Regions from separate parts of the Homo sapiens genome. Here regions 1 and 2 are each linked to region 3. Evidence: chromatin loops called from intact Hi-C (ENCODE). Cell type or tissue: HCT116. All regions are shown on one strand. Links, peaks and the distances in the headings refer to the core of each region. The heading gives the core; the rest is flanking DNA. Region 1 has its middle 9.9 kb from the start of SKP1. Region 2 overlaps CDKL3 (cyclin dependent kinase like 3). Region 3 overlaps JADE2 (jade family PHD finger 2).

The links. Peaks named below come from ENCODE experiments on the same cell type or tissue, not always from the same donor. Only the 100,000 strongest peaks of a DNase experiment are listed, where the experiment ranks them.
Region 1: a loop joins it to region 3, with 3 times the contacts of the local background. A loop is called at or near these places in 70 of 110 quality-filtered maps.
Region 2: it touches region 3 in a loop (9-fold over the local background); 105 of 110 quality-filtered maps call a loop at or near these places.

Annotation. Positions count from the first base shown.
Region 1 is chr5:134,181,831-134,191,811 of GRCh38, reverse strand. No RefSeq gene overlaps it. Among named protein-coding and RNA genes, the nearest start is that of SKP1, 9.9 kb to the right of the region's middle. In HCT116, for the core only: a CTCF peak has its summit at 7,449 (motif pointing left); a DNase peak (open chromatin) is centred at 7,471.
Region 2 is chr5:134,298,055-134,308,035 of GRCh38, reverse strand. It overlaps CDKL3 (cyclin dependent kinase like 3), which reads left to right. Exons shown (of 13, transcript NM_001113575.2): 10 at 1,334-1,427; 11 at 3,469-3,631; 12 at 5,349-5,446; 13 at 9,326-9,612. The coding sequence ends at 9,385. Among named protein-coding and RNA genes, the nearest start is that of CDKL3, 64 kb to the left of the region's middle. In HCT116, for the core only: CTCF peaks have their summits at 4,816 and 5,021 (motif pointing left); a DNase peak (open chromatin) is centred at 4,995; H3K4me3 peaks cover 245 bases.
Region 3 is chr5:134,582,267-134,592,247 of GRCh38, reverse strand. It overlaps JADE2 (jade family PHD finger 2), which reads right to left. Exons shown (of 12, transcript NM_001388185.1): 12 at 9,021-9,981. Among named protein-coding and RNA genes, the nearest start is that of SAR1B, 46 kb to the left of the region's middle. RefSeq lists an enhancer at 650-709. In HCT116, for the core only: CTCF peaks have their summits at 4,952 and 5,164; DNase peaks (open chromatin) are centred at 4,837 and 5,157; H3K4me3 peaks cover 342 bases; H3K27ac peaks cover 932 bases.

The sequences.
Region 1 (9,981 bases), core at 4,554-9,553, 400 kb after region 3:
CCCTTTGCAGTGAAGGTCTTGAGTATGTATTGCATGCAGCAGGCAGAGGAGCGGGAGGAGAAACTGTATAATGTATTTGGTCTTGAACATCCTTTGTTTTCCAAAACCACATTCATCTCTACCTTGGTTGAAATGTATAAAACTACCATTTTAAGTTTCATCTTTTCATTGATCTATGACTAAAATTAGGATGCAAAGACAAACCCAAGGCTTAGCCCACTGCTCCTCCTCAGAGCTGCACTGAAACTGGTTGTAGGGTAAAGGGATGTAGGCAATTTAAATATGAGTCAAGATTTTTGGGATGGCAGTATGGCTCTCATGGCCTCTGGAAGGATCCAGGTGATGTCCGACCTGGTATGGCCTCTTGGCCTGTTGCCACCGCACCAGGTTTTGCCCTTAATTTTAGTCTTGGCTCTGGATTTCTTTAGGGTATTGTGATAGCTTTGTTGGTCTTTGGGTTTTTCTAGTTTCACCACAGATCCTAGGAAAAATAACCATACTCTAGAAATGAGAAGCCAGGATTTTTAAAGTAGGGCTGGGAATATGAGTAGACATCTTTTGGATTTTCAAAATGTATTTGCTTAAACCACCTTTTGGCAGCAGTTGGACATTTCTGCTATCTACCTGAGTGGCAGATGGCCTACAGCATTTGGTATGTTAAAAGAGTATAGAGTAAGTGATTCATGGCTTCTGAAATACATCAATTTGACGTTGCAGTCTTGAAAAGGCAATAGCTGACATATCCTGAACCAGCTTGGGTTTCCAGTGCACTCAGTGCTGAAATAATTGCTGTGAAGGGTTGAGTTGAATTCACAATGACTTAGGACAGTAGTAGCTACTGAATGTTCAATCTTTGAAATGACAGAATTAGCTTATAGTGAATATTGTCTAGCACTGAGCATTTCCATGTGCCAAGCATGTTACATGAATTATTGAGTTTTCTCAACTCTGTTGAGAAGAGCAGAGAAGGTTCTGCTATTCAGGCATTCTGATCGCAGAGTTCCTGATTTTCAGGAAGCATTAGGTTTCTCTTGCCTTTGCTGAAATTCTTATTAGTGGTGTTTGAAGGGTGGGCAATAGCCTACACAGCTTTAGGGTTTAGATGTGTCGCTTAGCCCCATTCAGGAAGCTAGGTGTGTGATGGGCCCTTTGGGGAGTGTGTGGTGAGGAAGGCTTGCATGCTGGGCCTTTTGAGTGTTGGCCCAAGTCAGGTAGCCTGGTTACAGCATTCTCAAGAGTTCATGGACTGCCGGGCACAGTGGCTCACGCCTGTAATCCCAGCACTTTGGGAGGCTGAGGCGGGTGGATCACAAGGTCAGGAGTTCAAGACCAGCCTGGCCAAGATGGTGAAACCCCACCTCTACTAAAAATTAAAAAAAAAAAAAATTAGCCAGGTGTGGTGGCGGGCACCTGTAATCCCAGCCACTCGGGAGGCTGAGGCAGAGAATTGCTTGAACCCGGGAGGTGGAGGTTGCAGTGAGCTGAGATCGCACCACTGCACTCCAGCCTGGGTGACACAGTGAGACTCGTCTCAAAAAAAAAAAAAAAAAAAAGAGTTCATGGACTAACCTTTGTGTCTCAAGGGCATTTATTTGAGCCAGAGTTTGAAGGGGAGTTAGGTGAGGTTCAGCTGAACCACCACAGCCTAACAATTGCTCTTGAAGATAAAAGAATTTTCACAGTGGACCCGCATTAACAAATACTAAAGGAAAACCAGAAAGTATATATGGAGTGGAGCACCCCATCCCTAACTTTTAAAAATTCATCTAAGTGGCATAATTCCTCCATTTTTTATCTGAATTCCCAACTGAATTGTGGGTTTTCTTGAATGACCTGAGTTTTTTAGACTCTTTTATAAACTTCTGGGATTCTGTACAAGACTACTGGAAACTAGTCAGCTCTTTAGGCTGACAGTTGTAGTAATGAATGAAATCTCATGCTAGCCTGTCATCACCTGACCATCTTCCCCTCCTTCTGAAGACCCTTACCTTCTAATCTGAGAGGAGCCAGAAGCCAAGACCAACTTACTTTCTTGTCTGGTGTCCTGATGGCCAGTTAACAAATTCTGATACGGAGGACTTGACCCTATGAACAATGCCCATCTCTAATCTGTATGAGTGCACATTCTTTTTAAAAAATGGATCTTTTCTACTCGTATTAATATAAAATACATGCTTGTAGTAAAGCAATAGAGATGAATACAAAAAAAGTTTCCCCTCCAGCCTTATTGGTCTGAGGTGGTTACTACTAATGGTTGTGGATGTTTTCACAGTCATATCAGCAAGTCTGCTGTGTGTAGGGTGGTTGTGCTCTAGTCTTCCTTCATGATGATGTGTATTAAATTGTTTCTCTGGGAGCAATACTCCTCGCCCTTTTAAAACAAATGGTAACAGACACCATTCCGCACATAGCATATTTTCATTTAGCATCTTTGGTATTAACCAGTGTGAGCTTTTATTTTTAAAGTAACAGTAGTGAGTTGGTGGAAGTATGATGGGTTCCTGAAGTAGTTAAACATGGAGGCAAAACTAAGTAAACTCACCAGCTTGTTAATGTGTGGCCACGGTTGGGCACAGCTCCAATATAGGGTGACCAGTTGACCTGGTTGCTTAGAACTTGAAGGTTTTCCAGGAAGCAGATCTTGCTTTCTTCTTCTTCTTCTTCTTTTTTTTTTTTTTTTTTTGAGATGGAGTTTCATTCTTGTTGCCCAAGCTGGAGTGCAATGACACAATCTCGGCTCACTGCAACCTCTACCTCCTAGGTTCAAGTGATTCTCCTGCCTCAGCCTCCCAAGTAGCTGGGATTACAAGTGTACGCCACCACACCTGGCTAATTTTTTGTATTTTTAGAAGAAATGGGGTTTCACCATATTAGCCAGGCTGGTCTCAAACTCCTGACCTCAGGTGATCCACCCGCCTATGCCTCCCAAAGTGCTGGGATTACAGGCGTGAGCCACTGCCCCAGCCAGTAGAGCTTTGAAACCAGAACAGTTGGTCACCCCCAATGTGGGTTCTGTGCCTTTCCCACCCTTATCAACCAGACAAAATCCAGGCTCTGCTTTGGCTCTCAGCTGGGATCTTGGGGGTGGGGAAGTGGTAACTGGGCGAATTTACTCAGACCTGAGCTCTAAGACTACCTGCTGCCTGGCTTGCAGTCATGCATCCACAGGAACCAGTCTTTGCATTAAGTCTATAACTGAGACCCCCAGCTCCCAAGGTTCCAAGGTTTGTGCTACATGCTCTCGTTTGTGAGGACTCCAAGGCTTCTTAAGTCTCAAGGCAAAGGACAGGAAGGCAAAGATCTAAGAAGGAGAACAGAGGGTTAAATTTATTAGAATAGGAAGAAAGGGGTGAAGCAAGGTGGGTGTGTGTTGAGGGGTGAGAGGTTCTAGCAAGAGGGCTTAGGTCTTAGCCAGGGTGTATGTAGTAAGGGGCTGCTGCCATCTGGGAGAGCACAGCAAGTGAAGTGGGCAAGAAGAGATGTTGCCATGGTATTTGAGTAACTTCCACTGGGTAAGTAAGCCACCACCAGGCACCAGCTGAGCTGAGTGGTATTCAGCAGCTACTTACTGTGCACCTGTTATGTGCCAGGCATTAGGCACAAGCGGTGTACAAGACAAAGTGCCCTTGTGCAGTGAACACCCAAGAGAGACAAATATAAAACTCCAATAGGAATAATGTACTATGAAGAAAAAGCAAGACAGGAGGCCAGAGGGTAAAAGGAGGTACCCTTCTAGCCAAAACTTCCACATACTGTTGTGCACATTGCTTACTGCCCAACTCAAGTTTGTGAATTTTGACAATTTTTTTGGCTGATGGCAATCGTATGTCTTGATGTGATGGCTGTTAAATTTTTAAAATAAGTTTTAATGTAAATTTAACGTACTATTTAGGCTGGTGGTCTCTGAGGAGGTGACACTGAGCTGAGACCTAAAGGATGAGAAGGAGCTATTCCTTCTCACCAATCTGCATTAGATGCTGTTTATCACAAGGTGAAAAATCACTTGTTTTGAAAGAGAATGCGGAAGTGTAGTTTGTAGAAAAGCACTGACCATGACCTGATAACATTCCTAGAAATTTCCGCCATCTGGGGCAGCGGTGGGGAAGCTGCTGTTTGAGAGACTGCTGTAGTCCAGGCTGTGCTGTTCTGACCAGAGCCTGCTGCCTACAGCTGAGTGGCAGGATGTGGCTAGAGGAATGGACACAGCTGTACTGGTGGGACTCACACAAATGTCAGATGGACCAGTTACTGCTGGATAGTCCTCTACACTTCCTTAGATTCTTGGGCTTCAAAAGGACTGATTAACACGGTCTCTTCTCAAATTGCCACCTCCTCTCTGTACTCTATAACACTTATAACCTCGCCAATATTAATACTTCAGGGCACAGTCGATAGTGTCTCTCTTCTTCCTGCCATCACATTCAGCAATCTTTTTTTTTTTTTGAGACGGAGTTTCACACTTGTTGCCATGCTCGAGTGTAGTGGCATGATCTTGGCTCACTGCAACCTCCGCCTCCTGGGTTTGAGTGATTCTCCTGCCTCAGCCTCCTGAATAGCTGGGACTACAGGCGTGCGCCACCACGCCCGGCTAATTTTTTGTATTTTTAGTAGAGACGTGTTTTCACCATATTGGCCAGGCTGGTCTCAAACTCCTGACCTCAGGTGATCTGCCCGCCTCAATCTCCCAAAGTGCTGGGATTACAGGTGTGAGCCACCCCTCCCAGCCAACATCCAGCAATCTTTCTGCAGCTGTACCTCTATCCTTGGCCTCCTCAATTGGATTATTCCTATCAGCATACAACATGGCTCTGTATCTTCAATCCTAAAAACAGACTCCTTTGACTTCACAGTCCCTTTAAGTGCCTGCCCTTTTTCTATACTGCTCTTAGCAAAGCTCTTTGAAAGAACTGTGTCCTCTGTCCACCTTCTCATATCACACTTTTCTCAACACACCACCCCACTGAAATTACAGCTTTATCAAGGTGATTTTCCCATTGCCAAGTATAGTAGATGTTTTTTCTGACTTTAATTTTGTTTTTAGCATTTGAAATGATTGACCAAAACAATTTCCCAGATATAGTTTCTTTCCTTGTCTACCATTACACTACATTTGCTTGTTTTCCTCCTACTTTTTTTTTTTTTTTTTTTTTTGAGAAGGATTCTTCCAGGCTGGAGTGTAGAGGCATGATTTTATCTCACTGCAACCTCAACCTCCCAGACTCGGGCGATCTTCCCACTTCAGCCTCCAGAGTAGCTGGGACTATAGGCGTGTGTGACCATGCCCAGCTAATTTTTAAATTTTTTATAGAGACTGGATCTCACAATGTTGCCCAGGCTGGTCGTGAACTCTAGAGCTCAAGCGATCCTCCTGCCTCGGCCTCCCAAAGTAGGCATGAGCCACGGCGCCTAGCCCCTCCTGCCTTTTTGACTGCTGCTTTCCAGACTCCTTTGCCAGTTCTTCCCATCCTCTAAATATGGAAATGACCCAAGGCTTAGTACTCACACGACTTTTTCTCTCCTCTTCCAGGTGATCTCATCTAGCCCTGTCTATATGCTGAAGAGTCCCAGTTTGTATCCTTAGCCCAACTTCTCCCCTGCACTCCTGTTAAGTATTCAACTGCCTACTTGACATGACTCAGATGTCTAACGTGCATCTCAAACAATTCCTGATCTCCCAAACACCTTCCACCCCAAATCCTGGTGTTTCCTATCTTAGTACCACCATGAATAGTACCACCATTCATGCAGTTATCCTTGACACCTGTTTCTCTCATCCTCCACATGTGGTTCATTAGCTACACCTCCAAATACATCTTTCTCTTTTATCTCTAATAACCCTGTCCTGGTCCAAGCCTTCTGAAAGGTCTTGCGGCTTCTCTTCTTCCACCCACTACAATCCACTCACACAATCACAAGAGCGCTCTTTCTATACTGTAAAGCGGATCCTGCCACATGCTGCTTACCTTCCATCACCTGAGGCTACTTAATGAAAATGGGATGAAGTGGCCAGCGGCTGTAATCACGCCTGTAATCCTAGCACTTTGGGAGGCTGAGGTGGGTGGATCACTTGAGGTCAGGAGTTCGAGACCAGCCTGGCCAACATGGTGAAACCCCGTCTCTACTAAAAATACAAAAATTAGCCGGGCATGGTGGTGGGCGCCTGTAATCCCAGCTACTCAGGAGGCTGAGGCAGAAGAATCGCTTGAACCCCGGAGCCAGAGGTTGCAGTGAGCCGAGACACCACTGCACTCCAGCCTGGGCAAGAGAATGAGACTCCATCTTAAAAAAAAAAAAAAAAAAGAAAAGAAAATGGGATGAAATTCCACTTTCTTCACAGAGCTTTTCATGATTTGGTCCTTACCTGCTCTTCTGCCCTCATCTGTTTTCACTCTCCCCCCATTCATTAATCTCTAACCATATTAGCCATACTGTTCCTGGGACATACCAAACTCATTTTTAGAGACACTTTTTCCATCTCTTTCTGTGGCTGGGGCCTTCTTATGCAGGTTTCTGCTTAAATGTATTGCCCTCTTCTCCCTTTATAACCCCACTTTGTTTTCTTCTCAGTATTTATCCACCTAACATTCTCTTATTTGTGCTTATCACATTGAACCCACTAGATGGTAAGCTCCCTGAAGGCAAAAATCCTTCTCTTCTTTACCACTGTCTGCAACATGATGGGGAGAGGGTGGTAAACAAATATTCACTGAATGACTGACTGGCATGGTCTATATCAGCAGCTTGCTGGGCCTAGACTCAGAGATTTTCCTGGAGAAATCCCTGCCACTCAGTAGTCCCTTGGCAGACAGGCCTTCCTGACTGCGCAGTTAACAGTCAGGCACTTGGCTTGCAAGACATACCCACGTCATACTTGACTACCTCACTGATGATCCCAGTCTAGCTCCTGGGATGTTCAGCAAGTCGGCCTGCCTGGAGCTCCATGGGTGGCTGACTGGCTGGGCTTTGCAGAGTTTTTAAATTGCAATTTCTCTCTGGTAGTCTTTGCCCCAGTGTGCTGGCTCCAGACGACATATTGGTGCTGGGGTCCTCTGGGCAGAGGGGTAGGGAGACTTAGCCGGTGATGATAGGTGATGCCTGTCATTGTTTTCTCATCTGTGAAGGAGTCCTCGCTGCATTGTACTGCACTGCTCTGCTCCTAACTGAGTCTTTCTGGCCCTGCTACCAGGTCCTGCATTTCACAGGTCTCTGTCAAACTCTACATTTCACAGAGGGACACTGTGACCCAGATGGCTGGGGGCTACTTCCATGGTCACGCTGTGGACATGGGATTAAGTTGCACTGGCATTCAGCCTCTGGTGGCCAGACTGGGTTTCTGGACAGGAGTCTGCGTCCTGGAGGGGAGAGAGGGCAACCTTTGGAGGGGCCAGAGGGCAAGCCTGGAAGAGGGCAGGCTCAGTGAAGATGCACCCTTGGGACAGCCACCTGGCTCTCTGGTGCCATCTGTTGGTCAGAGCCAGTCAGTACTGGTAGTTCTTGGGGGTTGACCTGGACCAGACGGACTCTAGAGCAATCCCGTCCCTGTCACTGCCTTAGCTTGGGCCCAGCATGGCAACTCTGAGCACATGGGGGGCACTGTGCACTCCTATGGTCTTCTCTCCTTGGAGAGAGGTGGGTGTAGCTCATGCTCTTCCGTGAAGTCAGACTCATCTGTGGTGAGTTAGCCAGACCTAGGTTCAAATCCCACCTCCCCATTTTCCTGCTCTATGGCCTGGGGCTGATTACTTAACCCATCTCAGCCTTGGCATCTCTCCTGTAAAATGCAGATTATAATAGTAACCACCTCCTAGGGTTGCTGTGAGATTAAAACATTATAAAGAAAGAGCTTAGCTCGGTAATCTGGCAGGCCCATGCTCCAGGAATGTTAGTGGCTATGCTTATGGGCTTGCTGATTTGGGCAGGATTACTGTTCAGTCCCTCCTTCATGGGTAGGCCCACTTTGGCTTGCCAAGACTCTCCAACCTACCCTAGACCCAAGGCAGTCTGGGGTTCCTGAAATCTGATGGTGCAGGGTACAGATGTGGGTCAAGAAATGTTTTCCTCCACCACTTAGGTGTAGATGTCACTTCTGCCTAGAGATTCCACAGCAGCTTCCCAAGGGCAGGTTCATAGTCCACCAGGGAAGGTATTGCACTGGCTGGCTCAGATAGAGGAAAGGAAGCTGTAACTTTCTGTAGCTTTGTCCAAGGTCTTAGTTGAACTCTTGGCCCATGGGCAGGTAAGTCCTCCCTGTGGCCTTGCAGAAATTCCTCACCTTCCCTCCCAACATCTCCTGTATTCCTCCAGCCTTGGCTCTGAAGGGTTGGGAAGCCATGTGAAGGAAAGGCTCCAGGGGCTCAGACTTCCTTCAGGAATTGACACTGGCATCATGTTAAGAATGTTACATGCATTCACACATTGTCACTCCCTCCTCGCTTTTTTTTTTTGAAACAGAGTCTTGCTCTGTCGCCCAGGCTAGAGTGCAATGGCACAATGTCAGCTCACTGCAACCTCCGCCTCCCAGGTTCAAGCGATTCTCCTGCCTTAGCCTCCCGAGTAGCTGGGATTACAGGCACCTGCCATCATACCTAGCTAATTTTTTTTTGTATTTTTGTAGAGACGGGAGTTTCACCATGTTGGCCAGGTTGGTCTCGAACTCCTGACCTCAGATGATCTGCCCACCTTGGCCTCCCAAGGTGCTGGGATTACAGGCATGAGCCACCATGCCCGAACTTTCTCCCTCTTTTCTGCTGAGTTATGATTTACATGCAGTAAAGTATACAAACATAATTGTAGTTCAGTGAATTTTTGTATGTACATACACTCATGAAACCACCATCTGGACCAAGATACAAAATGTTGGCCGGGCATGGTGGCTCACATCTGTAATCCCAGCGTTGGGAGGCCAAGGTAAGAAGATTGCTTCAGCCCAGAAGTTTGAGACCAACCTGGGCAACATGGCAAGACTCCATCTCTACAAAAAAAAAAATAGGCTGGGTGCAGTGGCTCATGCCTGTAATCCCAACACTTTGGGAGACCAAGGCGGGTGGATCACCTGAGGTCTGGAGTTTGAGACCAGCCTGGCCAATAGGGTGAAACCCTGTCTCTACTAAAAATAACAAAAATTAGCTGGGCATGGTAGCAGGCACCTGTAATCTCAGCTACTCAGGAGGCTGAGGCAGGATAATTACTTGAACCCAGGAGGTGGAGAGGTTGCGGTGAGCTCAGATCATGCCACTGCACTCCAACCTGGGCAACAAGAGTGAAACTCCGTCTCAAAAAAAAAAAAAAAATAGCCCAGATATACTACAGTGGTGTGCACCTGTAGTCCCAGCTACTCAGGAGGCTGAGGTGGGAGGATTGCTTGAGCCCAGGAGGTCAAGTACAGTGATTGCGCCACTGCACTCCAGGCTGGGCAATAGAGCAAAACCCTGTCTCAAAAAAAAAAAAAAAAAGAAAAGAAAAGAAACAGAAAAAGAAAAAAAATATTTAGCATCCCAAAAACTTCCCTCATCAATACTTGTCACCTGCCAAAGGTAACTATTCTTCTCTCACCGCAGATTCGTTATTGCCTGGGGCTTTTTTGGTCTTTATTGAAATGGACTTAAACAATCAATATTCTTGGGTTTAGCTTCTTTTGTTCAACATTGTTCATGAGATCCATCCACATTGTGTATATCAGTAGGTTCTTTTTCATTGCTGTTTAATATTCCATTAAGTGAATATACTACAGTTTTTTTTTCATTTTATAGTTGATAGATTTGTTCTTTCTTGACTCTTATGAATAAAGCTGCTATGAACATTCTTAAACATATTTTTGGTAGACATAAGTTCTTATTTCTGCTGAGTATATATCCAGAATTGGAGTTGCTGGGCCACTGGGTACATGTATGTTTAGTTTTAGTAGATACTGCCAGTTTTCTGAAGTGTGCCAATTTGTACTCCCACCAGAAATGTATGAGAGCTCCGATTGTTCCACATCCT
Region 2 (9,981 bases), core at 2,662-7,661, 280 kb after region 3:
AAAATATATTGAAATTAAAGCTGTATAATGGGCCATTTACTGAGTGTTTCTTATGGATGCTGTAGAAGAAATTAACTTTTCTTGGCCATATAGATGTTTAAATTTTCACTAATGTCTTCTTGAAAAACCTTATTAAAAAAAAAGACCCTTTGAAAAATGTTTTTATTTTTGAAGAGAAAAAAAGTTGGTATGTCCTAAGTTCTGGTATCAATGTGCCTTGGTATAACAAAATATTTATTTCTGTATCATAGCAAATTCTCTAAGTGGAGAAAGGATAGTAAAAAAATAATCTTTCGTAAGTCAAATAGCCTTTCAAGGTGAAATATTTTGGGAGAAAAATAGCATATTAGGCCAGTTTTAGATTTAACCTCTGATACAGATTGAGAGACTGGTCCATGAGTCTGGTTAATCAAGGGCAGTGTGATGGATGGTGAGAGTTTGTCCAACAAGGCAGTAAGGCCACTTCAAAATTTAGGGAGGCTACTGTCATTCTAGGGGAGGAGACTGGGTTCATTAGCCCAAGAGGATTCTAGCAGACTGGTTTGGGCCACAGGTTGTGAAGCCCAGTGGTCTGCAGAGGTGAGCAAGTGGACATGTCCATGTCAGTCCAAAGGTACAGCAGGTTACAGACTGCAAGAGCCTAGTTGTTCTTGAGGTGATCCCAAAACCATGGTATCAGTAACAATGGTTGTAAGCCAGTCAGTCTTGGACAGTAAGTTCATAAATTGAGAAAGCTGATAGTTAAGAGAACCAAATTCAGAACAGGTAGAAGGGAGCAAGTAGGCCAGCAGGAGTAACCCCACAACATGCCTGTCACCACTGATGTAAACATGCACTAATTGTTCTCTGCCCTGTTACCACCTCTCTCCTAAGGGCAATTGGTAGGTAAGGACTCACTATTGCATTTTGGTACTCAGTGTTCAAACAGTAGACTTCCAAGCCATAATTTATTCATTCTTGAAGCTAAAACAAAGGCATTTCGGCCGGGCATGGTGGCTCGTGCCTGTAATCCCAGCAATTTGGGAGGCCAAGGCGAGTGTATCACTTTAGCTCAGGAGTTCGAGACCAGCCTGGCCAACATGGCAAAACCCTGTCTCTACAAAAAATACAAAAATTAGTTGGGCATGTTGGAGCACACCAGTAATCCCAGCTACTTGGGAGGCTGAGGCAAGAGAATCACTTGAACCCAGGAGACAGAGGTTGCAGTGAGCCAAGATCATGACACTGCACTCCAGCCTGGGTGACAGAGTGAGAATCTGCCAAAAAAAAAAAAAAAAAAAAAAAAGCATTTCTGGGGAGTTTTAGTAACTTCTCATTCATTTTTAAATAATAGGTTAACTGAAAGAGCAAAAAAGAGACGCACTTCTTCACAATCTATTGGACAAGTTATGCCTAATAGCAGGCAAGAGGATCCAGGTCCTATTCAAGTAAGGCAAGAAGCTACACATTAAAATATGGCCTCTTTTAACATTACTTCTTTTTTCCTTTTCTCTATCTTTAGGGCTCTAATACTTTTTTGTTTGTTTGTTTTGTTTTTTTGAGAGAGGATCTCTCTCTGTTGCCCAGACTGGAGTGCAGTGGTACGATCTCAGCTCACTGCAGCCTCGACCTCCTGGGCCCAAGCAATGCTCCCACCTCAGCCTCCCAAGTAGCTGAGACTTCAGGCACATGCCACCATGCCCAGCTAATTTTGTTCATTTTTTTGTAGCGACAAAGTCTCACTATGTTGCCCAGGCTGGTCTCAAACTCCTGAGCTCAAGGGATCCTTCCGCCTCAGCTTCCCAAAGTGCTAGGATTACAGGTGTGAGCCAACGCACCCAGCCTCTAACACTTCTAAAAATGTGCTTTAAGTTTCTTTTTTTCTTCCTGAGTTGAAAATAGGCCATTATTTTCTAAGTGCTTTCACAATTAATTAAGTTCATATATCTTAATTTATCACAATTAATTAAGTTCATATATCTTAATTTATGTATTTAACATGTGACTTAGGCAGAGTAAGTTAAGATTTCCACCTTTGAAAGTCACAAGAAGTTTTGTTTTTTTCACTCCCAAAAAATGTTTTTAATATCTTTATGGATTAAAAACAATTGCCAAATAAACACAACTTATTTTCACTAGAAAAAATAATCAAAATAATCGATGTAGTTCATCCCCCTCCCAACTTTTGTTTTGTTTTGTTTTTGGCTTATTTTGCATTATTCATCGCTAATGGGACCTCACAACTTTTTACATAGGAAATTGATTTATTCAAAATTGAAGCACAATGTTAATTATAATAACAAAAAACTGAAAACAATACAAACCTGTCCAAAAGCAGATGACTAAGTACATTAGGGTACATTCATACAGTGGAATACTAAACATTACATTGTGGAAGAGTGTTCATTGATCTAGACAAGATTTTATCATCTGTTTTCAAATGAACAAAAATCTGGTAACACAGAAGGTTTCCCAGATGCTGGATGTGCAATACATTTTTTCCTTTGGGTTTTCCCAGTGTTTACAAAGCATATCATTTTCTAGGTAGATAAAGAAGTTATTAAGAAAATGAACTGAAGCAATTTGTTCAAAGTCAGAGTGCAGTGAATAGTATTAAAAATGAAAAGTTAAGTTTGTGGTTCTGGCCAGGCACAGTGGCTCTCACCTGTAATCCTAGCATTTTGGGAGACTGAGCTGGGAGGATTGCTTGATCCCAGGAATTTGAGATCAGCCTGGGCGACATAACGGACCCTGTCTGTACAAAAAATGAAATAAAATAAATTAGTCGTGTGTGGTGGCATGTGGCTGTGGTTTCAGACTCGGGGGCTAAGATGGGACTATGGCTTGAGCCCAAGAGGTTGAGGCTGCAGCCGTAATGGCGCCACTGTATTTCAGCCTGGACAACAAAGCAAGACTCTGTCTTAATAATAATAATAATAATAATAATAAGGCCAGATGCAGTGGCTCATGTTTGTAATCCCAGCATTTTGGGAGCCCAAGGCAGAAGGGTCACTTGAGCCCAGGAGTTTGAGATCAGCCTAGTCAACCTAACAAGACCCCATCTCTACGAAAAATTTAAAAATTAACCAGGCATGGTGGTATGTGCCTGTAGTCCCAGTTACTTAAGAGACTGAGGTGGGAAGATCACTTGAGCCCAGGGGGTTGACGCTGCAATGAGTCATGATCATGCCAATGCACTCAAAATAATAATAATAATAATAATATTATTATTATTATTATTATTGTGGTTCTCATGACCAAGACTATTATGCTCAGAATATTAAATATGCTAGAAATGTTTGCTTTATGAAACTTTTATTGGAGTTTGATCTGTTGATATGTTCAATAGTGTTCTATTCTAAATCTTCTTAATTATTAAATTAATTGTTATGTCTATCTTATACCATCCAAATGGCTAGCAATTCTAGGATTGTCATTCTACAAATAGTTAGACACATTTCTTCAACTAACTCTTGTTTGTTTGTTTAGAGCCAAATGGAGAAGGGTATATTTAATGAGCGAACAGGTCACAGTGACCAAATGGCAAATGAGAACAAAAGGAAGCTGAATTTTTCCAGATCTGACAGGAAAGAATTCCATTTTCCAGAATTGCCTGTCACAATACAGTCAAAAGATACAAAAGGAATGGAAGGTACACATTTGTTGCATAGCTTTACAATTATGATGATATCATTTATAAGATTTTTTCATAATATAACTTACATTTTATAGTGTGATTTAGGTAGAAAATAGTAAATTGGTGAGGAAAACATTTCAGCTGATGAGATTTTCTCCCCATTGTCAAATAAGGGGTATGATTTTAAGGAGATAATTTTAAAGAGGCTTAGGCGTGTAATCCCAGCATTTTGGGAGGCCAATGCAGGAGGATTGCTTGGGCCCAGGAGTTTGAGACAAGCCTGGGCAACATAGCAAAACCCTGTCTCTACAAAAAATAAAATAGCTTGGTGTGGTGGTGTGTGCCTGTAGTCCCAGCTACTCCAGAGGCTGAGGTAGGAGGATTGCTTGACCCAGGAAGTTGAGACTGCAGTGAGCCATGATCACGCCACTGTACTGCACTCCAGGATGACATAATGAGACCCTGTCTCTAAAAAAAAAAAATTTTTTTTTAATTAAAAAGAAAAATAAAGAGAGGTTAAGACAGCTTTAAAAGGTAAATTATTAAAATTTATTTATTTATTTATTTATTTAAGACAGAGTCTCACTCTGCTGCCCAGGCTGGAGTGCAGTGTTGCAATCTCAGCTCAGTGCAACCACCACCTCCCAGGTTCAAGTGATTCTCGTGCCTAGCCTCCTGAGTAGCTGGGACTACAGGTGCCCACCAACACGCCTGGCTAATTTTTGTATTTTTAGTAGAGACGGGGGGGGGGTTCCACCATTTTGGACAGGCTGATTTCGAACTCCTGACCTCAGGTGATCCACCTGTCTCAACCTCCCAAAGTGCTGGGATTACAGGCGTGAGCCATTGCAGCTGGCTGCAAAGGATAAATTTTTTATTAGCTCAATGTTGTTGAAATGTTAGAATAGTATTTGAGAAATTTGTTTAGTATATGACCTGGGGTAAATTGCCTTTCTATGTTTCTTCATGATCATTTACCCATATAGTAGCAGAAATTTTATATGTATTTTGAGCATCCAAGGATTAAATATATAAGATTTATAGGCTGGGCACAGTGGCTCACACCTGTAATCCCAGCACTTTGGGAAGCCAAGGTGGGCGGATCACCTGAGGTCAGGAATTTGAGACCACCCTGGCCAATATGGCAAAACCCCATCTCTATTAGCCAGGCATGGTGGCTCATGCCTGTAATCCCGGCTACTTGGGAGGCTGAGGCAGGAAAATCACTTGAAACCGGGAGGCGGAGGTTGCAGTGAGCCGAGATCGCGCCACTGCACTCCAGCCTGGGTGACAGAGTGAGACTCCATCTCAAAAAAAAAAAAAATTTATGAACTTAAGATTTATATCAGAATGAAACGCACTTTTGTCTTGAATAAATGTTATGTTTCTTTGAAGAACAGTGACACCTTGTGAAAAATTAATATAATAGCAAGAATATCATCCTTGTACAGTTCAAGAGGAATTATCTGATCCACTTAACAGTTACACTGAGAATAATAAAATAAAATAAAATAAAATAAATGTCTTATTTTAATACTTAGTAGACTATTTGTAAAGTTATAAAACAAATAATTTACCATATTTTACCATTACAACTCATAATTTATTTTGTTCCTTTGTAATAAACTGAGAAACTGACTTAGTGGATTTCTATTTGAAATTCTTGGAAAGGAAAGTAAAATTTCAAAGTAGGAATAACAAATTTTCATTGTTTTGTATATTTTTGCAAAAGTTAAACAGATAAAAATGCTGAAGAGGGAGTCAAAGAAAACAGAGTCATCTAAGATACCAACTTTACTTAACGTGGATCAAAATCAAGAAAAACAAGAGGTAACTCTTTTTGTATATAGCTTTTACTAAGGCATGTTGTTTAGAGGACTTGACTCAGTGTATAAATTTAGTTATTACTATTGGAAAGCTATATAAAAATTCAAAATTTTATAATCTTTGAACTAAAGAAACAGATCTATATTTTCCTAGAATAACCCATTAATAAAAGTTTCTAAAAGTTATTTTTTGGTGGGTAATGTTGAATGATTAGAATGCATGGCACCCAGGGAAAATATTATCTGTATTGTGTGTAGTGTCAGATATCAGGCAGGTAAGTCAGACTAGTGAAAATGAATAATGGTATAAATATATGGTTATATGGCCACAAGCATGTGTGTCTTTGCCTTTAAGCCTCTTCCTTCCTTCGTTTTCTCTCCAGTTTATTCCCTTATCTCTGCTGTCTGCCTGCTGTCCTATTTTCACAAATATTTGCTCTCAGCTAACTATCAGGTAATCTTGTTGAAATATTCCCAGTCCCTACCCACCAGAGAGATTCTCAAATTTTATTTGAAAATCTTGAAGCCTGTAATATCCAAATGAATGCTCTATAAAGACAGTCTTTTAAGAGAGAGAGATTGTGCTGAGCACCCACTGAATTAAATCATATCGATGGCCTCCTATTCTACACTTGTGAGGTCATCTCTGTATGTGATTTATCAACTTCTGTTTTTGTGTTTGTTTGTTTGTTTGTTTGTTTGTTTTTGAGACGGAGTGTCTCTCTGTTGCCCAGGCTGGAGTGCAGTGGCGCGATCTCGGCTCACTGCAACCTCTGCCTCCCGGGTTCAAGCAATTCTCCTGCCTCAGCCTCCCAAGTAGCTGGGACTACAGGCACACGCCACCACACCCAGCTATTTTTTTTAAAAAATATTTTTAGTAGAGACGGGGTTTCACTGTGTTAGCCAGGATGGTCTCGATCTCCTGACCTCGTGATCCACCCGCCTGGGCCTCCCAAAGTGCTGGGATTATAGGTGTGAGCCGCCGCATCTGGCCCAACTTCTGTTTTTTTAAAAAATAAAATTTATTACAGTTTTACTCATGATAAAATTAGTAAATACTTATTAAGAAAATTTGAAGAAATTAAAAATATTTTAAAAAATCTGAAACTCTGTAAGAAGGCATTTTAACAAGGCTACTTGATCTCTATAATATTTGGATAGAGGGTTATCAGACACTATTAGATGTATTCTCACTGTGACATTTAGGGCTATCTCTTTAGTCTTGGCCTAGAGCTTGTTAAGAACTCCACAGTCCACTTTGCAGAGAAGAAATGTTGTAGAACAAGAATGCCATTAGGCCGGGCACAGTGGCTCACACCTGTAATCCCAGCACTTTGGGAGGCTGAAGAGGGTGGATCACCTGAAGTCAGGAGTTCAAGACCAGCCTGGCCAATGTGGTGAAACCCCTTCTCTACTAAAAATACAAAAATTAGCTGGGTGTGGTGGCTCATGCCTGTAATCCCAGCTACTCGGGAGGCTGAGGCAGGAGAATTGCTTGAACCTGGGAGGCGGAGGTTGCGCAGTGAGCTGAGATCAAACCATTGCACTCCAGCCTAGACAACAAGAGTGAAACTCCGTTTAAAAAAAAAAAAATCCATTAATAGTCATCTTTCGGTTCATTATAAAAAGTAATAAGGTGGCTTTAAACTTTTAAATTTGGGTGACATACTCATGTCACAGCACGTTGCACAGCATACCATTTGCACATTTTTTCAATCATTGGGTGAGTTAGGGCTCCTGAGGTAGGCAGACTATTAATGTGCCTCATGTGTTTATCCCATTGTCCTGTGAGAGTCCCCAGGAACTAAAATTACTTTCTAGTCCAGGAAAAAAGGAACTCTGCAGGAAAAAAGACCCTTCTGTGATTTTTAGGATAAATAATAAATTAAGGAGGGAAAACATCTTCTTGTTCATATGATATAGAACTCCAGAAAAAATGAAGTCATCAGTGTTGATTATAGTTTATTTGTACTGCTTATTCAAATGCAGCTCTGACAAGTGACTGAAATTGCATAAAAGGCTAGTACAACTGGTTTTAATAAATGTCAGAATTAAGAACATTTCTTAAATTTTGAGCCTGTAGTTTATTTTAGAGCATGAAAGAATATGACATATTTTTAAAAACATAAGATAGGGAATTGCTAGTTATTTTTTCTATTCTTGGCTCTGTATTGACTTGGTTTTCGAATTATACAATCAGATCCAAGCACTTCTCAGGTTTACTTTATTTTTTATTATTTATTTATTTATTTATTGAGACAGAGTCTCACTCTGCCACTTAGGCTGGAGTACAGTGGTGTGATCTTAGCTCACTGCAACCTCCACCTCCTGGGTTCAAGCAATTTTCCTGTCTCAGCCTCCTGAGTAGCTGGGATTACAGGTGCCTGCCACCATGCCTGGCTAATTTTTGTATTTTGAGTAGAGACGGGGTTTCACCATGTTGTCCAGGCTGGTCTCGAACTCCTGACCTCAGGTAATCTGCCTGCCTTGGCCTCCCAAAGTGCTGGGATTACAGGTGTGAGCCACCACGCCCTGCCAGGTTTACTTTTTAAACTCTTTCAGCTATCTCAAATGTGCGTGCATGCATTGAATAGGTTCTATAACCAGAGAGAGACTAAATTACTGGGAATGAGTGAGTTAGGCAAGAGAGAAAAGAGTCCATACAAAGGCCACCTTTTGTTTTGTTGGATGATAATGATAAGGAATACATTGCTAAATAGTTTCCCTGTACCTTATGAAACAACCCATAGGGGCAAAGTACAAGTATTTATCTCTGGCTGTATTTCCTTAGCCAAAGACTCACCATGTCCTCAATTAAAGACCTGTTTCTATTTACTTTTTAGAATACAGGAAATGCACAAACTGAAAGGAAGAAGAACTTGCCAGATGTAGAGTAGAAAATGCAGCAGCTGAAAATTCAGGGAATCCCAGAATCACTGTATGGTTTTTTAAAAATCCTTTTTATTAATGTTACATACACAAAAATGCTAACTAGATAATTTTACAGGTATATCGTAAATCCTGTTAGTTATATGTACATTCACCTAAATTTGTTTTTAAATTTATTAATCTTTAAATTATTCATGTTTTCTTAATTTGAACATGAATTTATAAAAACTACCTGACTGGTACATCCTAATAAAATTGCAGCTTACATTTAGTCATATAATTTTATTTGATCACCTATTATTTCAATCATACTTGATGAGTGGTCATTCTTAGCATTGGTTTAGGGCTTTATAATTACAGAAGGAAAAGTTTCTAAATATGTGATAAAGTAAGATCCTGATGTCTGGGAACACCAAACATTTCTGAGCAAACAAATATACTTGATAACCATGTAACATGGGTTTGGCTTTACACTGAACTTTCTGGAGCAGCATTTAAACATATCATGAAGATTGTTTAAAAGGATGGAAATTGGTCGGGCATGGTGGCTCACGCCTGTAATCCCAGCACTTTGGGTGGCCGAGGCAGGTGGATCATGAGGCCAGGAGTTCGAGACCAGTCTGGCCAGCATGGTGAAACCCCATCTCTACTAAAAATGCAAAAAATTAGCCGGACATTGTGGCGTGCACCTGTAATCCCAGCTACTCAGAGGTGGAGGCAGGAGAATTGCTTGAACCCGGGAGGCGGAGGTTGTAGTGAGCCGAGATCACGCCACTGCACTCCAGCCTGAGCACAGAGCGAGACTCCATCCCGCTGCCCCCCGCAAAAAAAAAGATGGAAGTTGAGCAAGGCATTGAAGCAAATCTTTTGGCTTGACTAGCATGTTTATAATTTAGTAATTTACATGTAATTTAGCATTAATAAAGTCAGAGTTTTGGTAGCATATATTTACATTCCAGTCCCTGATTCTTACTAGCTTGGTTTCTAATTTTAGGGTGGAGATGGCCATTGCGAGGGGAAGAATTTGAAGAGAAACAGGTTTTTTTTCTGGTAGTGTCTTTTCTTTTACATAGTCCAAAAAATACAAGATGACAACTCTTCCCGTTTTATTTATCTACAATAGAAGTGTGATGTGAGTTGTTGTTAAGACAGCCATCCATGTGCATGAGCATCATCCAGCTTTTTTTGTTAGCAAAACATTTACTGTTTTCTTTTCCCTTTTAAGACTCTGTTGATGTGATAATTTGATTTGGAATTATAAAGTCATCTCTTCTCTGCCTACTTCTTTTTTTTGCCATGATTACTGAGTGGATAACACAAGCCGTGACATGATACAAACTGTACTTATACTTAATGATCTCTGCCTTCTTGTAGCCACATAACTTCGAGTCAGTTATCTCCTATAACACACAGGCCTCTTTAAATGAGTTCTTAATAAAATATTTGAGCCGTTGTTTTAAAAGCTATTCATGGCTGGGTGCAATGGCTCATGCCTGTAATCCCAACACTTTGGGAGGCTGAGGCAGGCGGATCACTTGAGGTCAGGAGTTCGAAACCAGCCTGACCAACACGGTGAAACACCATCTCTACTAAAAATGCAAAAATTAGCTGGGTGTGGTGGTGCACAGCTGTAATCCCAGCTACTCAGGA
Region 3 (9,981 bases), core at 3,283-8,282:
AGGCCCGTGAAAACTTGTAAACAAACAGGGTTTACCGGCTCAGAATCCGGGAAGTGAGAGTTGGTAAACAAATCCCTCTGGCCTCCTTGCCTCTGGTCAGTCAGCAAGTCTGTGAGTGCTCTCCTGTACCACTGTGTCCTGCCCTCCTCTAACACCTTTTGTGGCTCCTCATTTTGTCCACTTCATACCCATGTCCTCTTTGAGCCTCTCAGCCACCCTGCATGGTGGGCCCAGCAGGAGCTCTCATCCTTATTAACAAATGAGGAAACTAAGGGCCAGAATGCAGGTCAATAATTTTCCATTACCCCAAGGACAACAAAATTCCATTTCTAGCAGCTTCCTCTTTCGTGGTGGATTCATGGATAAATTCTCTAGACTTGAATGGCCACATGTTGCTTAATGTTCATTGAGAATGGAGGGAAGTGGCCGGGAGCAGTGGCTCATGCCTGTAATCCCAGCACTTTGGGAGGCTGAGGTGGGCGGATCACCTAAAGTCAGGAGTTTGAGAATGGAGGGAAGAATAAGGGGGACCACCCACTAAATACAAACCTCTAGACCCGAGGCAACCCACTTGAGCATTATCCCAAAGACAGAGGCCTCCATCCCTATCAGGGAGGCCTAGGCCCCCTTCCAAGCCTGAGGAGGGATGCCTCCTCTTCTCTTCCAGTGCCTCTAGGCCCTGCTCCATGCTTCACCGTGTCACTATCCCAGCCCGACCTGGCATCTCACCCCATGACCACGCCCATGACTAATCCTGTGCTCCTAATGGCACACTCACCTGGTGACAGATGAGTCAGCCGCCACAATGGTGTTCTGATGGTGCAAAGGTGACAAGCTGAGTGGATAAAGCTTCTTCCTTCTCTCCTCTGCCCAAGTTGTGTATGGAGGCTCACCCAGCCCCATCTGCCAGCTAGCCCCACCTCACCCAGCTGGCCTCAAGTTAAAGGGCCCTGGTGAGATAGGAGAATAGGGAATTAGGGTCACCAAGGATCAAGGCATAAGCAAAAGAACAGCAGGTGCAGCCACTTCTAGGCAAGATTAGGCAGCATACAGGCCACATCCTCACTCCTGTGATAACAAGACAGAAATTTCCACTTCAGCCTCTGATTGACCACGGGCCAAGTATCCACTTCAGCCTCTGATTAGTTGCTGGCCAATCTGTCATAGGGTATAACCAACTGGAGGCCTTTAAAGGGTACCTAGGAGTGTTACCAAATTCTTTTTTTGTTTTTGAGACAGAATCTTGTCCTATCACCCAGGCTGGATTGCAGTGGCTTGATCTCCACTCACTGCAAACTCTGCCTCCTGGGTTCAAGCAATCCTCCCATCTCAGCCTCCAGAGTAACTGGGACCACAGGCACACCACCATGCTCAACTAATTTTTTCTTTCTTTCTTTCTCTCTCTCTTTTTTTTTTTTTTAGTAGAGACTGGGTTTTACCATGTTGGCCAGGCTGGTCTCGAACTCCTGGCCTCAAGTGATCCACCCGCCTGGGTCTCCCAAAGTGCTGGGATTACAGGCGTGAGCTCTAATCCACCAGCCACCAAATTCTTTTAGTTTAATAAGAACCCTAAAGAACATTGCAATGGGGCTCTGGAGCTGCTTGCTCGAGCCTGCTCCCACTCTGTGGAGTGTACTTCCACTTCAGTAAATCACCTTCATTGCTTCTTTCGTTGCTTTGTTCTTTTGTTTCTTTGTGTGTTTTGTTCAATTCTTCGTTCAGTGCGTAAGAACCTGGACAACTCACAGTCAAGACCTTCCATCCGGTAACACTGGAAAGCTTTCCCTTGCCCTCTGACCACAGCCCCTCCCCACAGGAGATGGACTTCAGAGGTCACAGATATCCCCCAACCTCTTCTCCCATTGTACAGATGCAGAAGTATCTCCCAAGTAGCTGGGTCCATCAAGTCAGTGGCAGAGAGAAGACTTCTCGCTCCTGGGTCAGCCGTAATTTCCTAGAGCAGTGTGCAAAAAGCCTTTTAGGGAAGGGAGGTGATTATAATTTCAAAAGAGCTTTGAGTTTGAGTTTGAGTTGGGGGACTTAGGGGAGTCACGGATGGTGCTCTAGGAAAAGCAGAGGCCCAACATGAACTCTTTTTAAAAAAAAACTGTTTTAAAATGGTTTCTTCTGATGGCCGGGCACGGTGGCTCACGCCTGTAATCCCAGCACTTTGGGAGGCTGAGGCAGGCGGATCACTTGAGGCCAGAGTTTGAGACCAGCCTGGCCAATGTGGCGAAACCCTGTCTCTACTAAAAATACAAAAATTAGCTCGTTGTGAGTGCCATAATGCCAGCTACTTGAGGGGCTGAGGCACAAGAATTGCTTGAACCCAGGAGGTGGAGGTTACAGTGAGCCAAGATCGTGCCACTGCACTCTAGCCTGGGTGACAGAGTGAAACTATCTTAAAAAAAAAAATTCCCCAGAAGTAAAATAAAATGGTTTCTTTTGCTTTACATTATGTTTGTTGCAACAAAGCAGTTGGGTGGTATTACATGTAGCAGGTTTTTTTTTTTTTCTACAGTATCATTTTTTTCTTAAACTGCAGCAAAACAAACAAACAAAAACCCCAAAAACACAAAATTCACTCTCCCGGGCTAGGTACGTGTAATCCAGCACTTTGAGATTCCTCGAGCTCAGAGGTTTGAGACCAGCTTGAGCAACTTGGCGAGACCCTGGCTCTACTAGAGAAAACAAAACAAAACAAAACACAACAAAAACAGCTGGTCATGATAGTGTGTGCCTGTGGTCCTAGCTATTCGGGAGGCTGAGGTGGGAGGAGCACTTGAGCCTGGGGGCATGCAGAGGTTGCAGCAAACCAAGATCGTGCCACTGTACTCCAGCCTGGGTGACAGAGTGAGACCCTGTCTCAAAAATAAAAAAATAAATTCACCCTCCCAACAATTTCCAAGTGTAAAGTACAATATTGTCAACCACATGCCATTGATGGGCAGCAGAGCCCTGGAACCACCCTCCCGTCCTGACTCTGTGCCTCCTAATCAATTCTCTTCCTCCTCCCCCCAGCCCCTGGCAACTACCTTTCTACTTTCTGCTCTATGATTTTGACTACTCTAAGTACCTCCTATAAGTGGAATCATACAGCATTTGACTTTTTTTGACTGGCTTATTTTGCTTAGCATAATTTCCTGCAGGTTGATCCATGCTGTAGCACAGGACAGGATTTCCTTCTTTTTTAAGGCTGAATAATATTCCATTGTATGTGTATACATTTTCTTTATCCATTCATCTGTCAATGGATATTTAGGTTGCTCCTACCTCTTGGCTATTGTGAACAGTGCTCCCACCAATCTGAACTCTTTAGATGTTGAGCTGAGACAGCAAATAAATGGGCTTGTGAGCTCTGGGGAGCAGAGGTCCTTCAAGGACACTACGGAGCTTCTGTTCAGCATTGGATTGGAATGTCAGGTATAAGGGAGGCTGTGGCTGAGTTAAGACAGGCCCAGCTGTGTCCTGGGTCACTGGCTGCAGCCCATTTTCCATTGTTCTCACACTGTAGGTGTCATCATGTTGGGGTTGTTGGGATAGTTTAGGATTTGCCACAGTGTATAAAACATGGAAAACCATGCTCCTGCCTCAGCCCCCTGCCTGGAACACAGTGGAAAGAGGGACCTGAGGCTTCCCACTAGGAATGCCAGGGAAAATACAGGATGCAATATTTGGAAAATGTACTGAGGAACTACTCTCTGAAATTTGAATGTAACTACATGCCCTATATTTTTATTTGCTAAATCTGACAGCCTCCCTCCTACCCACTGAAAATCTCTCCAGCCAGCAAATGGGGACCCTGTATCCCTACCCATGTTTCCTCAGAATGGGCTGGTGCGGATGCTTCTGAGCTCAGGCCTGGCTTGGAGTACTGGGGGCCAAGCAATACTCTGCTACGATGAGCTTGCCCTTAAGCCACCTGCTTGACTGAAACCCCATCCTTTCTTCCCTCCCTTTGACTCTTGGCAGGGAGTCCATCTGAACTCAAAAGGCTGCCTTGAAGTCCATATTTTATTATCTCTCTAAAAAAATTTTCTTCAGACAGGTATGGTGGTTCATGCCTGTAATCCCAGAGCTTTGAGAGACCAAGGGCTGAGGTGGGAGGATCACTTGAGCCCAGGAGTTGAAGGCTACAGTGAGCTGTGATTGCACCACTGTGCTCTAGCCTAGGCAGCAGAGTGAGACCCTATCTCAAAGAGTGAGACCCTGTCTCTTTTTTTTTTTTTTTTTTTTTTTTTTTTTTTTTTGCAGTAGAGATGAGGTCTCACTATGTTGCTCAGGCTGGGCCTGAACTCATGGGCTCAAGCGATCTTCCCAATTCAGCTTCCTAAAGCACTGGTATTACAGACATGAGCCACCACTCCTGGCCAATCTCCTTTTTTTTTCAGATGGAGTCTTGCTCTGTCACCCAGGCTGGAGTGTGATGGCACCATCTCGGCTCACTGCAACCTCTGCTTCCTGGGTTCAAGGGATTCTCCTGCCTCAGCCTCCTGAGTAGCTGGGATTACAGGTGCCCGCCACCATGCCTGGCTGATTTTTGTATTTTTAGTGGAGACGGGGTTTCACCATGTTGGCCAGGCTGGTCTCAAACTCTTGACCTTGTGATCCGCTTGCCTCGGCCTCCCAAAGTGCTGGGATTACAGGTGTGAGCCACCGCGCCCGGCCCTCCTCTTTTTTATTCATTATTTTTATTTTAATTTTCTTTTCTTTTTTTTTTTTTTTTTTTTTTTTTTTTTTTTTGAGACAGGGTAGTTGCGAGGCCACTTGGAGCTACCTGCATTTCCAGCATGGGCCAGAGGTGCCTATGTGAGTCCTGAAGCTTTCATCGCCAAGAAAAGATGCCTTTGCTGCCTCCTCTGGCCGCTCTGAACACAGTCGGAGGCTGCAAGGAGGACTGAGGCCAGCTCTAGAAGGACCAAGTGCTCTCTCTCTCTCCACTCTGCTGTGAACTTCCTTCCTTTCTTTGGCAGGGTCTGGGTCTCCTTAGCCACCCATCCAACCCGGGACTGGGCACCCAGCGGACCTCAGCCAATAGTTTATTCTCCCAAGAGGCGCCTCGTCCCTTAACAACCACCCTGTCACTGAAGCCTGATAGAGAAGACTCTACTCTGCCCTGGCTGGCAAGGGGGCATGCAGCAGGAGGTGCTGGAGTGCAGGAGCCTCAGCAGGGACAGAGGAGGGGGAGGCTGGAGCTCTGCAACCTGGAAATGAGGGGTTGGCCCTGGCCCTGTGGGCCTTGCCACCCGCGGTGGGAGTTGCCAGGGCTAGGGCCTAGCGGGCAGCAGGGGGCGCCCCAGACCCTATCTTGCAGGAGTTTGGAGCGACTAAGGGAATTCAGAGAGGGCAATGGAGACTTTCCTCACCCCACAGATTAATACTCTCTCACTAGCAGCACAGTCTCAGTGTGTCACTGCACACTGATTTGTGATTATCTACTTAAAGTCTGTCTCCCACTTTGGCCTGGTCTCTGGAAGGGGCGTGTTGTCCCCACAGTGTCCTCAGGGCCCTGCAGCAGATTCTCAGTGAGTGCTGAATCAATATCTCAATATCTGCATGAATGAAAGGTGGTTCCCTAGGCTGGGCGCAGTGGTTCACACCTGTAATCCCAGCACTTTGGGAGGCCGAGTCAGACAGATCACGAGGTCAGGAAATCGAGACCAGCCTGGGCAGCCTGGTGAGACCCCGTTTCTACTAAAAATACAAAAAATGAGCCAGACGTGGTGGCGAGTGCCTGTAGTCCCAGCTACTTGGGAGGCTGAGGCAGGAGAATCGCTTGATCCCGGGAGGCAGAGGTTGTAGTGAGGAGGGATCGCGCCACTGCACTCCAGGCTGGCCAACAGAGTGAGACTCCGTCTCAAAAAAACAAAAACAAAAACAAAGGTAGTCCCCAAGACCACCCCCAGCCTCCCATCAGATCCCTATGCCATCAGCTGTGAGTCCTGGTGGCAAGAGGACTGGCCCACCATGAGGGAGCTGCGACCAGGTCAGTGCCATCCTCCTCCAGTCCCACACTCAGGGGCTCTCAGCGGGCAGGGATAGCCAACTCCAGGGGAGAAGCCTAGGAGTGCTAATCAAATGTGAGACTCCCACCCTCAAGCAGCCATGTAGGCTGGTGCAGAGAGGATCCCAGAGGGACCAGGGCTGGGAATGCAGGGCCAGGCCTGGTGGTCCTCAACCTCCTGCCTTCCCTTGGGGAAGGGGGTCAGGGGTTCCTCATGGCTATCTGTCTCTCACTCCATAGGAGCCTGGATGACTCCTGGGCAACTCAAGGGAAGGCTGAGGGTCTCTAGGGCTCTGCTGCCCAACAGGGTAGCTACTAGCCACATGTGGCTTTGAGCACTTGAAATGTGGCTAGTCTGAATTGAGATGTGCTGTAAGTGTAAAATACACCCTGGATTGTGAAAAGAATGCAAAATCTCTCATTAATAGTTATTTTACATTGATTACATGTTTAAAGACATTTGGATGTAATGGGTTAAATAAAATATATTATTAAAATTCCCTATATCTGTTTTTGTTTGTTTGTTTTTTGAAACAGAGTCTCACTCTGTCGCCCAGGCTATAGTGTAGTGGTGCTATCATGGCTCACTGCAGCCTCAACCTCCCAAGCTCAAGCAATCCTCCCACCTCAGCCACCCGAGTACCTAGGACTAAAAGTGTGCGCCACCATGCCCAGCCAATTAAAATTTTTTTTTTTGTAGAGATGGGGTCTTGCCATGTTGTCTAGGCTGGTCTCGAACTCCTGGGTTCAAGCAATCCTCCTGCCTCGGCCTTCCAAAGTGCTGGGATTACAGGCATTAGCCACCATACCTGGCCCTGTTTTTCACTTTTTAAAAATGGGGCTACTAGAATTTCAAATGTGACTTGCACTATATTTCTAAAGAACAGACCAACATGTACCCTGAATCCCCCTGCCCTACATTTATCAGCTGGGTTAGGTTCACAGGTGAGGTTTTATTTATTTATTTTGTTTGTTTTTATTTTTGTTTTTTTTAAAGACAGACTCTTGCGCTGTCTCCCAGGCTGGAGTGCAGTGGCATGATCTTGGCTCACTGCAACCTCTGCCTCCCGGGTTCAAGCAATTCTCCTGCCTCAACCTCCCTTTAGTCCCTGTAGCTGGGATTACAGGTGTGCATCCCCACACCTGGCTAATTTTTTGTGTTTTTAGTAGAGATGAGGTTTCACCAGGTTGGCCAGGATGGTCTCAAACTCCTGACCTCAAATGATCCACCTGTCTTGGCCTCCCAAAGTGCTGGCATTACAGGTATAAGCCACCTGGCCCAGCCGACACAGGTGTGGTTTTAGAGTGAGGGGCAAGCCTGAGTCATTCTTCTGGATCACTGTGGTCCTGCTTTGGGCTGGCTGCAGGAGGAGGGAGAAGCTGTGGTGCCAAGTCCACGGCAGCTGGGCCATGGGGCTGACAGTTTCTTACCATGGCCAGGTGGGCTGGCCACCCAGATACCCCCTCAGCCCCAGGGCTGATTTCCTGCCAGCATCCCATGCTGATTCCACAGTTGAGGACGCTGAGCTCTTCCCATTCACAGCTGAGCTGCTGGAGCTGGGGCTGAGAGAACATCCACAGCCTGTTTTTCCAGGTTCCCAGGTGCCCTAACAGGGAGACCTCCCTCCACGGGCATTTTGGGCACACACACACTCCACCCCAAATTTACTTCCAATACCTTGTGCATTGTGGACTCAGAACATTGGATCTGGAGGCACCCTTGGGAACCTACCGTCTACTGCTCTGGAGAGGAAATGGGTCAATTCTCTGTGGCAAACAACTAAGTCAGTGGCCCCAGAAGCTAAGATGCTTTGAGTCTTAATGTAACCTCTGTCCCTCACAGCCTTGTTCTGAGCCCTCAGAGGAGGTTCAAGACCCTCCCGATATAGCTTGATCCATCTTTGCATAGGCCAAACCCTCTATGAGGAATGCCCGTCATCCCTTTCTCCGATGCAGCTTCCCTTGGGCTAGCAACTATTTTTCATTAGGTCTCCAATGTCTGGAGGTTCTAGGGGGACAGGGGCCTGGTGACATGCACAGTATACAACCCAGCACACTGGCAGTGAGGTGTCCGGTCAAGACTACTTGTTGAATGAATCAATGAATCAATGAATTAATGGTGTCACTTCCTCAGAGAAACCCTTCCTGAACCCCTTCACCCCTAGACCAGCCCAGGCCTCCATGAAAACTCCCAGTTCCCTCACTGCCTGTGTGAGCCACCCCAAGCAAGGACAGCAGCTATATTCCCCACACTCTTTTCAGAGCCTGGCTCAGGGTAGGTGCTCAGAAAATCATGAATGAAAAACAAACTCAAGCAAAAATCTTCACTGACCTAGGGACACTCCCTGGAGGCTCCTCCCAAACTTTCCTACGGTCCCAGACAGGTGGTTGTAGCAGGTGGGGAGTGCAGCAGTCCTGCCTTGGATGCAGAGCTTTACCTCTTAGCACATCTTCGACTTTAGGTGCATCCCTCATCCTCTCAATTCCAGGGGAACATATTGAAGATCAAATGAAATACTGCCCTGAGGCTAGGGGCGGCTTACGCCTGTAGTCCCAGGACTTCAGGAGGCCGAGGAAGACGGATCACTTGGGCCCAGGAGTTTGAGACCAGCCTGGGCAACATGGGAAAACCCTGTCTCTACAAAAATTACCAAAATCAGCCAGGCATGGTGGCATGCACCTGTAGTCACAGCTACACGGAAGGCTGAGGTGGGAAGACAGCTTGAGCGCGGGATGTCAAGGCTGCAGTGAATCAAGATTGCAGCCTGGGTGACAGAGTGAAATCCTGTCTCAAATAATAATAATAATAATAATAATGAAAAATATAAATACTGCTCTGAAATTATAGCCCTTGGTGTGCACTGAACATCTTTATTATGATTCCTTAGGAGGTGGCAGCTGATCCCTTGGAAAACTCAGGGACCCCGTGGTTTTGCTGAGCCCATTGTCGGGTGTGTGTGTGGGACTCCCAGGGTTCCCTACCCCATCCAATGCAATGGAGCCTCACACCAGCCAGCACAGAAAACACTGCTTTATTAACTGCGTTTGCCAACACACGAGGAGTGCAAAGGGCTCCCTATGACACAAGCCCTGGTGGGGCCGGGGTCTGGAAGCCCCCATGAGTGAGCAGGACAGGATGGGGCTGGGAACTATGCAGCAGCGGCAACACAGAATCATGCAGGGCACAGCGGGCACTGGCCACACCCAGGTGACCATACATTCTATTGCTCGTTAAGGGTTGCGCACATGGACAATGTACAAAAAGGAGAAATAGGTCTTTGCGTTAATGAAAAATACATTTTTTCTCTACAAAGGAATCTTTTCTAATACAAGAAAATAAATATTGCAACATAAGCCAAAAATAATTTAAAATTGCTCTTTTCAATATATTTTCAATATTTCTCTTGTATATTAACAAATGGCACATCACTTTCTTTGAAACAAAGACAGAAGGTGTCTCCTCCTGTGACATTCATATCATCCCCCCACCGTCCCCTCAAACTGACGTGGAACACAAAGTGTTTGTGCCTCTGAGGGAGAAAGTGGCAGGAGGTGCCTTAAAGAACAACCAAAGGTCTCAGACTCCAGCCCTGGCTCATTGGCCAATGTGGCCAGCGAGGCCAAGGGCATGGGAGAGTGCCCTCCCCAAGGGCCTTGCTATAGAAATCCAGATCATTTTTCAGTGGTTTGCATATGGACAAAGGTTGGCCACATCTGGCAGTTAGCAAGGAAATGCCAAGTTCAGCCGCTGCCAATGTTGGTTAGAATTGGGCAGTTGAATCTCTAGGAATTGTCCCAGCTAGTCCCAGTGTGCCCATACACAGTATACACAGGCATGCCTGCATACGGACACACGAGACGTGGCCTGGCACACCCCCCACAAACAATTCAACATCTATGTCTGGAAACCTGGGGTGGCTTCTCCAAGGAAGCTGAGGCCCTTACATTGCAAATGCTCACACACTGTCACTAAGTCA